2 separate regions of the Homo sapiens genome follow, and region 2 is linked to region 1. Evidence: read pairs that join two places in POLR2A ChIA-PET (ENCODE). Cell type or tissue: PC-9. All regions are shown on one strand. Each heading gives the region's core, and the rest is flanking DNA. Links, peaks and the distances in the headings are about the cores only. Region 1 overlaps LOC102724322 (a long non-coding RNA gene). Region 2 overlaps FBXO10 (F-box protein 10).

Region 1 (4,394 bases), core at 230-4,229:
CCAAACGTCTTTTCCTCAGGAAGGTGAAGGTGAACTTGGTGGCCTTTACCTGATGACTCTGCTGATATTTGATCCCTGAGGGAATGAGCCACGGTTCAGCACCCAACCCCCACTTGAACTCTGCAGTTTCCCAGTTTCATTAAGAAGCCCATTGTTGAGTCTGGCCATGCGTCAAGGACACGTGGACTCTTGGGGCAACCCCGTTTCTCCAGCATCCTCCCAGGTGATGGGTTGGTGTGGCCAGGAGCCAACAGGAAGGGTGTGGGCCAGAGGGGAGAGGCTTCCTAGCAGCTGGCTGCCCTGGAGCTCCGGGAAGGTTTGACCATCAGGTTTACTGCACCAGGAATATATCCTTCAGTTTCCCCCAGCCAATCTGTAGAATAAGGAGAAATGGAGAGTGTAGGAAGATAACTGCAGTGTGGACACAGCCTCAGGTTTCTTCTTCGGTAAAGCTGATGTTTATTACACAGGGGCATAGTAAGTGAAGCATGCACTTCATTTTTCATTTTTCCTAGAATCCAGTGCTGCTAAAAAAAAAAAAAAAAAGGACAACTGTTTACTCACTGAAGAGCAAATATATACGTTGTTGGATGAGGAAGAAAAAGTTCCGTTGGGACGGGGCGTGGTGGTTCACACCTGTAATCCCAGCACTGTGGGAGGCTGAGACAGGAGGATTGCTTGAGCCCAAAAGTTCGAGTCCAGACTGGGCAAGATGGCGAAACCCCGTCCCTCCAAAAAATACAAATATTAGCTGGGCGTGGTGGTGTGCACCTAGTCCCAGCTACTTGAGAGGCTGAGGTGGGAGGATCGTTTGAGCCTGGGAGGCAGAGGTTACAGGGAGCAGGAGGTTACAGTGAGATGAGATTGCGTCACTGCACTCCAGCCTGGGCGACAGCAAGACCCCGTCTCAGAAAAAAGAAAAAGTTCCATTGCTCCCCACCACCCAAATGAATGCCACCTAAAACAGCTCCTGAATGGCTGGGGGCCAGAGTGGCGGGTTTTGGGAGAAACAAACCACAGCTGCCAGTTATGAGGCACCAGCTGCACCACATCGTTTCATTAGATCCCCCGCGATGCCATGAGGCAGGAGCTCTTCAACTCACTTTCCACATGAGGAAAATAAGGTTTCGGGAAGTTAAGAAACTTGTTTCTGCCACACACATCTTACCTTCTGATTTGATTTTGTGAGAAAAGCCTGGTTTGTTTGTTTGTTTGTTTGTTTTTGCCTGAGCATGGTGCACATTTCAATCTGGAATGAAGGAGTATAGTGAGGGGGAGGTGCGGCGCACCTCAGCTGTGCAGGTGTGTGGTGTTACTTAAAGCACACCATAGCGGCTACTGGGAAGCCTGGGTCCCAGCCCTGTTGCTAAGCTGCTGCTTGACCTGGAGTAGCTCCCTTTTCCCAGCGTGCCTCAGTTTCCTCATGGGAAAGCTCACTACCAGCTGAAGGTGAGTGGACTGGGGATGGAGAGGAGGGGACAGAGCTGGGGTGCAGGCCGGCAGACGGGTGGAGTGTGGGAGAGGCTGAGATGGGGAGAGTCCGGGGAGCAATGGGGTTCCAAGGAGGGGGCTGAGTCCTGGCCTGGGGAAGTCAGGTTCAAGGCGCTGGCGTCCCAGCTGATCCCTGGACCTGAACAGGGACCTGTTCCCTGTCCTGCTTGGAAGTCCCATCCTGGGTGTGGGCAGCCAGAGAAAGGAAGCGTTCTCCCAGTGCTGCCATGGGCTGCAGCCCTACCCTGCTGGGCTGAGTTCTGTGTTTAATGGAGGGAGGAGGAGGAGAGGGGTGAAGAGCTGGGCCTTCTGGTAGCTTTTTATAATTATTTCTAAAATGCTATATTTGGATATTATTTTCTGCTTCTACAAATAAAACATGCATATTGTAAAAAAATTCAAACATAACAAAAATCTGAAATTGCTGGAAATGCTTTCCCAGGGCTGCTCCCTAGAACAAACTATTAATTATTAGGTGCTCATTGTACATGCTTTTTTACTCCTTTATTTTCCTTTTTTTTTGGTAACATATGAACATGTTTATGTTGGACAATATAGAAGTATTTGAATCCAAATATCAGAGTTCCTCTTCCACTCCTTTCAACCTCCTGGTATGGCAGGCCAGGCCTCAGGAACGCGGGCCTCCGTAACAACTATTTCAGTACTGACTGGTGAAGTTAAATATTAAAAGCTGGTAGAGCCAGTGTCCTTACACAAAAGCTGGAATGTAACAAAACCCCACCCAGAGTTTCGCCTAGGCCTTTCCTGGGCCTTAAAGCATGACAAAATAACGAAGGCATTCTTAACAAAACCTGTTTAGGATTAAACAAACAAGTTTTATTGGGGGGTCTGAAGAAACTCCCCAGGCCTCCACGAACAAGTTTATTGGAGGTTGGAAGGAACTCCCCAAACCTCTGTGATTTAGTAGGAGACAAGATAAGGGTAATCACTGCAGCACCTGGACCCATTTAGATTAAGTCAATTTACTGAGGCTCCAGAGGAAGGTCTTCAGGACTCAGACCTTAGTTATAGATTAGAAGTTAATCACTTATGTCTTTAGATAAATGCACACTTACACGTACACATAGAGCTTAGAAGGTATATAAGCTCTGGAATACTTTGAAATTTTGAGTTGGTCTGGCGATAATTTCCAGGCCTTCTCCCTGCACCTGGTTACAGAAATAGAAATTCTCTTCTTTCCCAGTTTATCTGCATCTTGATATGGGGCCACGAGAATAAGCAGCTCGTCCCTCGGTGTGGTCCGGGAGCACTGGCACTAAGCACTGGGCAGTGGGAGGGCAGCTTCTGGGCAGTGCCCCCCAGCCTGCTCCCTCCTGCCACTCCACCTCCCAGGCAGGTCCTCCCACCTCCCCAGGGGTGTGGTGGGGAGGGCTGGGGAGGCCTCAGCACTCCACTGACTCATCAACCCTTCTGTCCTTTGATGGGTAGGATGGGGTGAACGCTAATGCCAGCAGACCTGGTTTCATAATATCTTAGTGTGTTCTGCATGTGTGATCCAGCCCCTCCCTTGGGATGCAGGGGAACTATGCATCTTTTATGTATTCTCAGACTTTGAGGTCTCAGCTGAATTGGAGACAGAAATAATCCCATCTTAATGTCCAGTCACATAACTATATCATCACTTATTTAACTGGCTTTCACTGATGGACATTAGGTTGTTGTGTGAGTGTGCATGCAATACACATCACACCCATGTGTGAGCTCCTGTGCTAGTATTAATATTATAAACAATGCCTCTCATCATGCCACCTGACTTCAAACTATACTATAGAGCAGCAGTAACCAAAACAGCATGGTACTGGTACAAAAACTGACACATAGACCAATGGCACAGGATAGCCTAGAAATAAGGCCACGCACCTACAACCATCTGATCTTTGACAAACCTGACAAAAACAAGCAATGGGGAAAGGACTCCCTGTTCAAAGTGGTGCTGGGATAACTGGCTAGCCATATGCACAAGATTGAAACCAGACCCCTTCCTTATATCATATACAAAAATTAACTCAAGATGGATTAAAAACTTAAACATAAAACCCAAAACTATAAAAACCCTGGAACACAACCTAGGCAATACCATTCCAGACATAGAAACTGGCAAATATTTCATGACGAAGAAGCCAAAAGCAATTGCAACAAAAGCAAAAATTGACAAATGGAATCTAAAGAGCTTCTGCCCAGGAAAAGAAACTATCAACAGAGTAAACATGCAACCTACAGAATGTGAGAAAAATTTTACAAACTAGGCATCTGACAAAGGTCTAATATCCAGCATCTATAAGGAACTTAAATTTATAAGAAAAAGACAACCCCATTAAAAAGTGGGCAAAGGATATGAACAGACACTTTTCAAAAGAAGACATACATGTGGCCAAGAATCATATGAAAAAAAATCAACATCACTGATCATTAAAGAAACTGAAATAAAAAACATGATAAGACACCATCTCACACCAGTCAGAATGGCTGTTAAAAAGCCAAAAAAGAACAGAAGCTGGCAAGGTTGAAGAGAAAAGTGAATGCTTTTACACTGTTGGTGGGAGTGTAAATTAGTTCAACCATTGTGGAAGACAGTGTGGTGAGTCTTCAAAGACCTAAAAACAGAAATACAATTCGACCCAGCAATCCTATTACTGGGTATATACTCAAAGGAATACAAATTGTTCTATTATAAAGACACATGCACACATACGTTCATTGCAGCACTATTCACAATCGGAAAGACACGGAATCAACCCAAATGCCCATCAGTGGTAGATGGATAGAGAAAATGTGGTACCTATACACCATGGAATACTATGCAGCCATCAAAAAGAATGAGATTATATCCTTTGCAGGAACATGGATGGAACTGAAGGCCATTATCTTTAGCACACTAATGC
Region 2 (4,394 bases), core at 301-4,300, 1.2 Mb after region 1:
GGCAGTATAGAAGGGAAATGTGGGGTCGGGGCCCCCACACAGAGTCTCCACGGGGGCACTGCCCAGTGGAGCTGTGAGAAGAAGGTCACCATCCTCCAGACCCCACAATGGCAGATCCACTGAGAGCTTGCATCATGTGCCTGGAAAAGCTGCAGACACTCAACACCAGCCTGTGAAAGCAGCCAGGAGGTGGGTTGTATCCTGCAAAGCCACAGGGGTGGAGCTGCCCAAGGCTGGGAGCCCACCTTTTGCATCAGCATAACCTGGATATGAGACATGCAGTCAAAGGAGATCATTTTGGAACTTTAAGGTTTAATAACTAACCTATTGGATTTTGGACTTGCATAGGGCCTGTAGCCCCTTTGGCCAATCTCTCCCATTTGGAGTGGGTATATTTACCCAATGTCTGTACCCCCACTGTATTTAGGAAGTAACTAGCTTGCCTTTGATTTTACAGGCTCATAGGCAGAAGGGACTTGCCTTGTCTCAGATGAGACTTTGGACCTGGACTTTTGGGTTAATGCTGGAATGAGTTAAGACTTTGGGGTACTGTTGGAAAGGAATGACAGTGTTTTGAAATATGAAGACATGAAATTTGGGAGGGCCCAGGGGCAGAATGATATGGTTTGGCTGTGTCCCCGCCCAAAATATCATCTTGAATTATAATTCCCACAATCCCCATTTGTCAGGGGAGGGACCATGTAGAGGTAATTGGATCATGGGGCACGGTTTCCCCCATGCTGTTCTCGTGATAGTGAGTCCCATGAGATCTGATGCTTTTATAAGTCTCTGGAATTTCCCCTGCTTGCACTCATCTCTCTCCTGCCACCCTGTGAAGAGGTGCCTTTCACCATGATTGTAAGTTTCCTGAGGCCTCCCCAGCCATGTGGAACTGTGAGTCAATTAAACCTCTTTTCTTTATAAATTAGTCTCAGATATTTCTTCATGGCAGCGTGAGCACAGACTAACACAGTGCCATAAAAAAGGGAAAGCCCTTGTTTAAAGAACAAAAATGTGACCTCCAGCTAGGGAAACAAACCAATAATAATGGAAGACAACAAAAACAGCAGCAGGTAGCTTTTACTCAGTACTGCTATTTGAGGGGCACAATATTAAGTGCTTTTCATGCATTATTTCATCCTATTCCCTGAAGATCTCTTCAAGCCTTACAACTCAAAATGTGCTCCCAGGACCTAGGAGCTTGTTAGAAGTGGCAGACATTGGGCACCACCGTGTACCTCCTGGATCAGATTTGGCATTTTAACAACATCACCAGGGAACTGATGTGCACCCTAAATTTGAGAAGCAATGACTGAAATTAATACTGTCTTCATTTTTCAGTTCAAGAAACTAAACTTATGTGACAAATGGCTTGCCCCAATCACTCGTTAGAGAGGTGCAGAACCACTGAAGCCCAGCCCGTCCCCAGAGACTCTTGTTTTTAACCACTAAGCCAAGCTTCATGGAGGAGCTGGTATCTGAACTGGACTCTGAAATTTGCATAGGACTGGGACATTCAGAGGAGGAAGAAAGGGGGCTATAGCAGAGGAAACAGCATCAGCAAAAGCTCCTGAGGTAGAAAACCTTCAGCTGGGCTTAGGACATGTTGGGAGGTTCAGTCTGGCTGCAGCTCCAGGAGTCTGAAGGGATCAGTGAGAAAGGCCACCTGTATTAGTTCACATGGAACACCCTTAGCCAAAGGTAAACAGTTTCTAGTTAATTTGGGGGACCATGGGGAGCTGCCATGAGTCCCAGCACAAAAGGCCCTATGCGTGCTGAAATGACTCTGACAAAAGGGACCCAACAGGCTTCATTCACACTCTAGTTTGGGCTCTGCCTCTCCCTTGCAGACTAATCATGACGGCAGGTGACTTAACTCTTGTTTCACATTTGTATAACAAGGGAAACACACTTTCTACCTACAGAGGGCCATACTAGTATCAAAGTGTTGGAATTTAGTTTCTAATAAAAAAGTAAGATTAGCCAGGCATAGTGGTGGGCACCTGTAATCCCAGCTACTTGGGAGGCTGAGGCAGAGAATCGCTTGAACCTGGGAGGTGGAGGTTGCAGTGAGCTGAGATCACACCACTGCACTGCAGCTTGGACAACAAAGTGAGACTCTGTCTCGGAAAAAAAAAAAAAAAAAGTGGAAAAAAAAATCAAGGGCTGCTCAGAACCCTATTTAGTATTGACAGGAAAAGAAAAAATTTCTCTTCCAACATTATGAGGCACACAAGCCTCACAGGCACAGCGTAAATAACTACAAACTGTATTAACTGAGCAACTGTAATGGATTAATGATTTAAAATCTTTCTTCAAATCAAAGTAAATGTCCCTAGCTTTGTGGAGTAAACTGTTCTAAAGTAATAGTAAAATATTATAACCCCAAAGAGCCCTGTACACACACCTACACACACCATCGGAAATGAGACAAAACTTAAATTTGAAGATGAGAAAAACTTCAGCTGGGCTTTTCATCATTTCTTCAAACCGTAGCTCTCTTCAGCGTGAGAAATAACCATCTGTTTCTTATTTTCAGCTTTGAAATTTGATGACATAAACCAGAAAGCTGTGTTCTGATGGTGCTTTCTGAGTGGGCTTGGAGCCATAAGGACCCTCTCTCCTTTCAATGCACTGCCTGTTCATTTTGGTTTACTTAGGAGACAGAAGGGGAGTTGCAGGGGGGTCCCCAGATCCAGGTTTTAGTACTGATTCTCACATAAATTTATTGCATGTCCTTGAAGGGGCAGGCAAGGGTGTTTTGAGGGCTTACTAAATGCCAGGTGCTTTTTACATGTCTTTTTTTTTTCTTTTTTTCTTTTTTTTTTTTGAGACAAGGTCTTGCTTTGTCACCCAGATTGGAGTGCAGTGATGTGATCTTGGCTCACTACAGCCTCAATCTCCTGGGCTCAAGTGATCTTCCAGCCTCAGCCTCCTGAGTAGCTGGGACTATGGGCACACGCTACCACACCCAGCTAAATTTTTTTTTTTTTTTTTAGAGATGAGGTCTCACTATGTTGCCCAGGCTAGTCTCAAAGTCCTGGGCTCAAGCGATCCTCCTGCCTCAGCCTCCCAAAGTGCTGGGATTATAGGCGTGAGCCACCATGCCCAGCCTTACATATCGTCTTAATGAGCACTTATAACAACCAAAACGTAGTATGCTTATCCTCAATTCCTATGAGTAAACATTTATTGTGTGGTAATATTTTAGTGCATAACAATTGCAGGATCAAATTCATTCTTATTTCATGATCTGTGAGTTTATATATATGTGATGGTGGGGCTAGAAGTTCCTATATCATCACTTCACAAGTTAGGAACCCCAGTACTCCAAGAAAGGAACTAGGAGGCACCATGCCTGGCTAATTTTTGCATTTTTAGTAGAGATGGGGTTTCACCATGTTGGCCAGGCTGGTCTTGAACTCCTGACCTCAGGTGATCTGTCCGCCTCGGCCTCCCAAAGTGCTGGGATTCCAGGCATGAGCCACTGCACCTGACCTTAGCTATGTCTGCCCAGCACCTTCCCTCTTCTGCGTCCTCAGGGGAACCCCGCTTCTACTCTATTTAGTCCTGCTGGGGCTGCCACTGAGAGTGTTGCAGTCCTCTACCTCACAGGATGGATACTTGACCCAAAGAAGACAGTAAGAATCCCCCATCCTCTTGCAAGGAATGGGGCAACTCAAAAGAGTCCATATGAGGAATGAAGCCAAACTCAGACAATTAAGGTGAGAGACTGCAAGAGATCAAAGGGCCAGGGACACAGTAACATTTTCTTTTTAAAGCCAACTGATGTTCTTTTTCAAGTTCAGATACTTTAAGCTGATCACCTACAAGCAAACAAATCCTGACAGTTTTCTCAAGTAAATTATTATTATTATTATTTTTGAGATGGAGTCTTGCTCTGTTGCCCAAACTGGAGTACAATGGCGCGATCTTGGCTCACTGCAACTGCCACCTCCTGGATTCAAGTGATTCTCCTGCCTCAGCTTCTCGGGTAGCTGGGATTACAGCCGCCTGCCACCACGCCTGACTAATTTTTGTATTTTTAGTAGAGATGGGGTTTCACCGTGCTGGCCAGGCTGGTCTCGAACTCCTGACCTCAGGCAAACCGCCCACCTCAGCCTCCTAAAGTGCTGGGATTACAGGTGTGAGCCACTGGCACACATCCCCACCCACCCAATTTACTTTGTTTTCAAGAAACCAATTTACTTTGTTTTCTCAGGTAAATTATTTACTCTCTTCCTTTTTCTCTCTGTAGGCTAGTAAGACTCCAATCAAAGTTGATACATTGTATTTACATCTCCTCTACCCTAAGGTGGAAAAAGGATAAACGGAGTTCATGTGGTCTAAGGTCGGAGTTCACGTGGTCTAAGGTCGGAGTTCATGTGGTCTAA

What was found. Peaks named below come from ENCODE experiments on the same cell type or tissue, not always from the same donor. Only the 100,000 strongest peaks of a DNase experiment are listed, where the experiment ranks them.
Region 2: POLR2A ChIA-PET joins it to region 1 with 19 read pairs; 2 of 35 experiments call an interaction of 5 or more read pairs at or near these places.

What each region holds. Positions count from the first base shown.
Region 1 is chr9:36,317,778-36,322,171 of GRCh38, forward strand. LOC102724322 (a long non-coding RNA gene) reads left to right here. Exons shown (of 5, transcript XR_001746660.2): 5 at 20-688. Among named protein-coding and RNA genes, the nearest start is that of GNE, 62 kb to the left of the region's middle. In PC-9, for the core only: no CTCF peak of the experiment used is centred there; DNase peaks (open chromatin) are centred at 2,234 and 2,924; H3K4me3 peaks cover 452 bases; H3K27ac peaks cover 3,797 bases.
Region 2 is chr9:37,564,331-37,568,724 of GRCh38, forward strand. The region is part of intron 1 of FBXO10 (F-box protein 10); the gene reads right to left. Among named protein-coding and RNA genes, the nearest start is that of FBXO10, 9.9 kb to the right of the region's middle. RefSeq lists enhancers at 1,059-1,208, 1,639-1,828, 3,621-3,750 and silencers at 2,563-2,612, 4,168-4,368. In PC-9, for the core only: no CTCF peak of the experiment used is centred there; no DNase peak of the experiment used is centred there.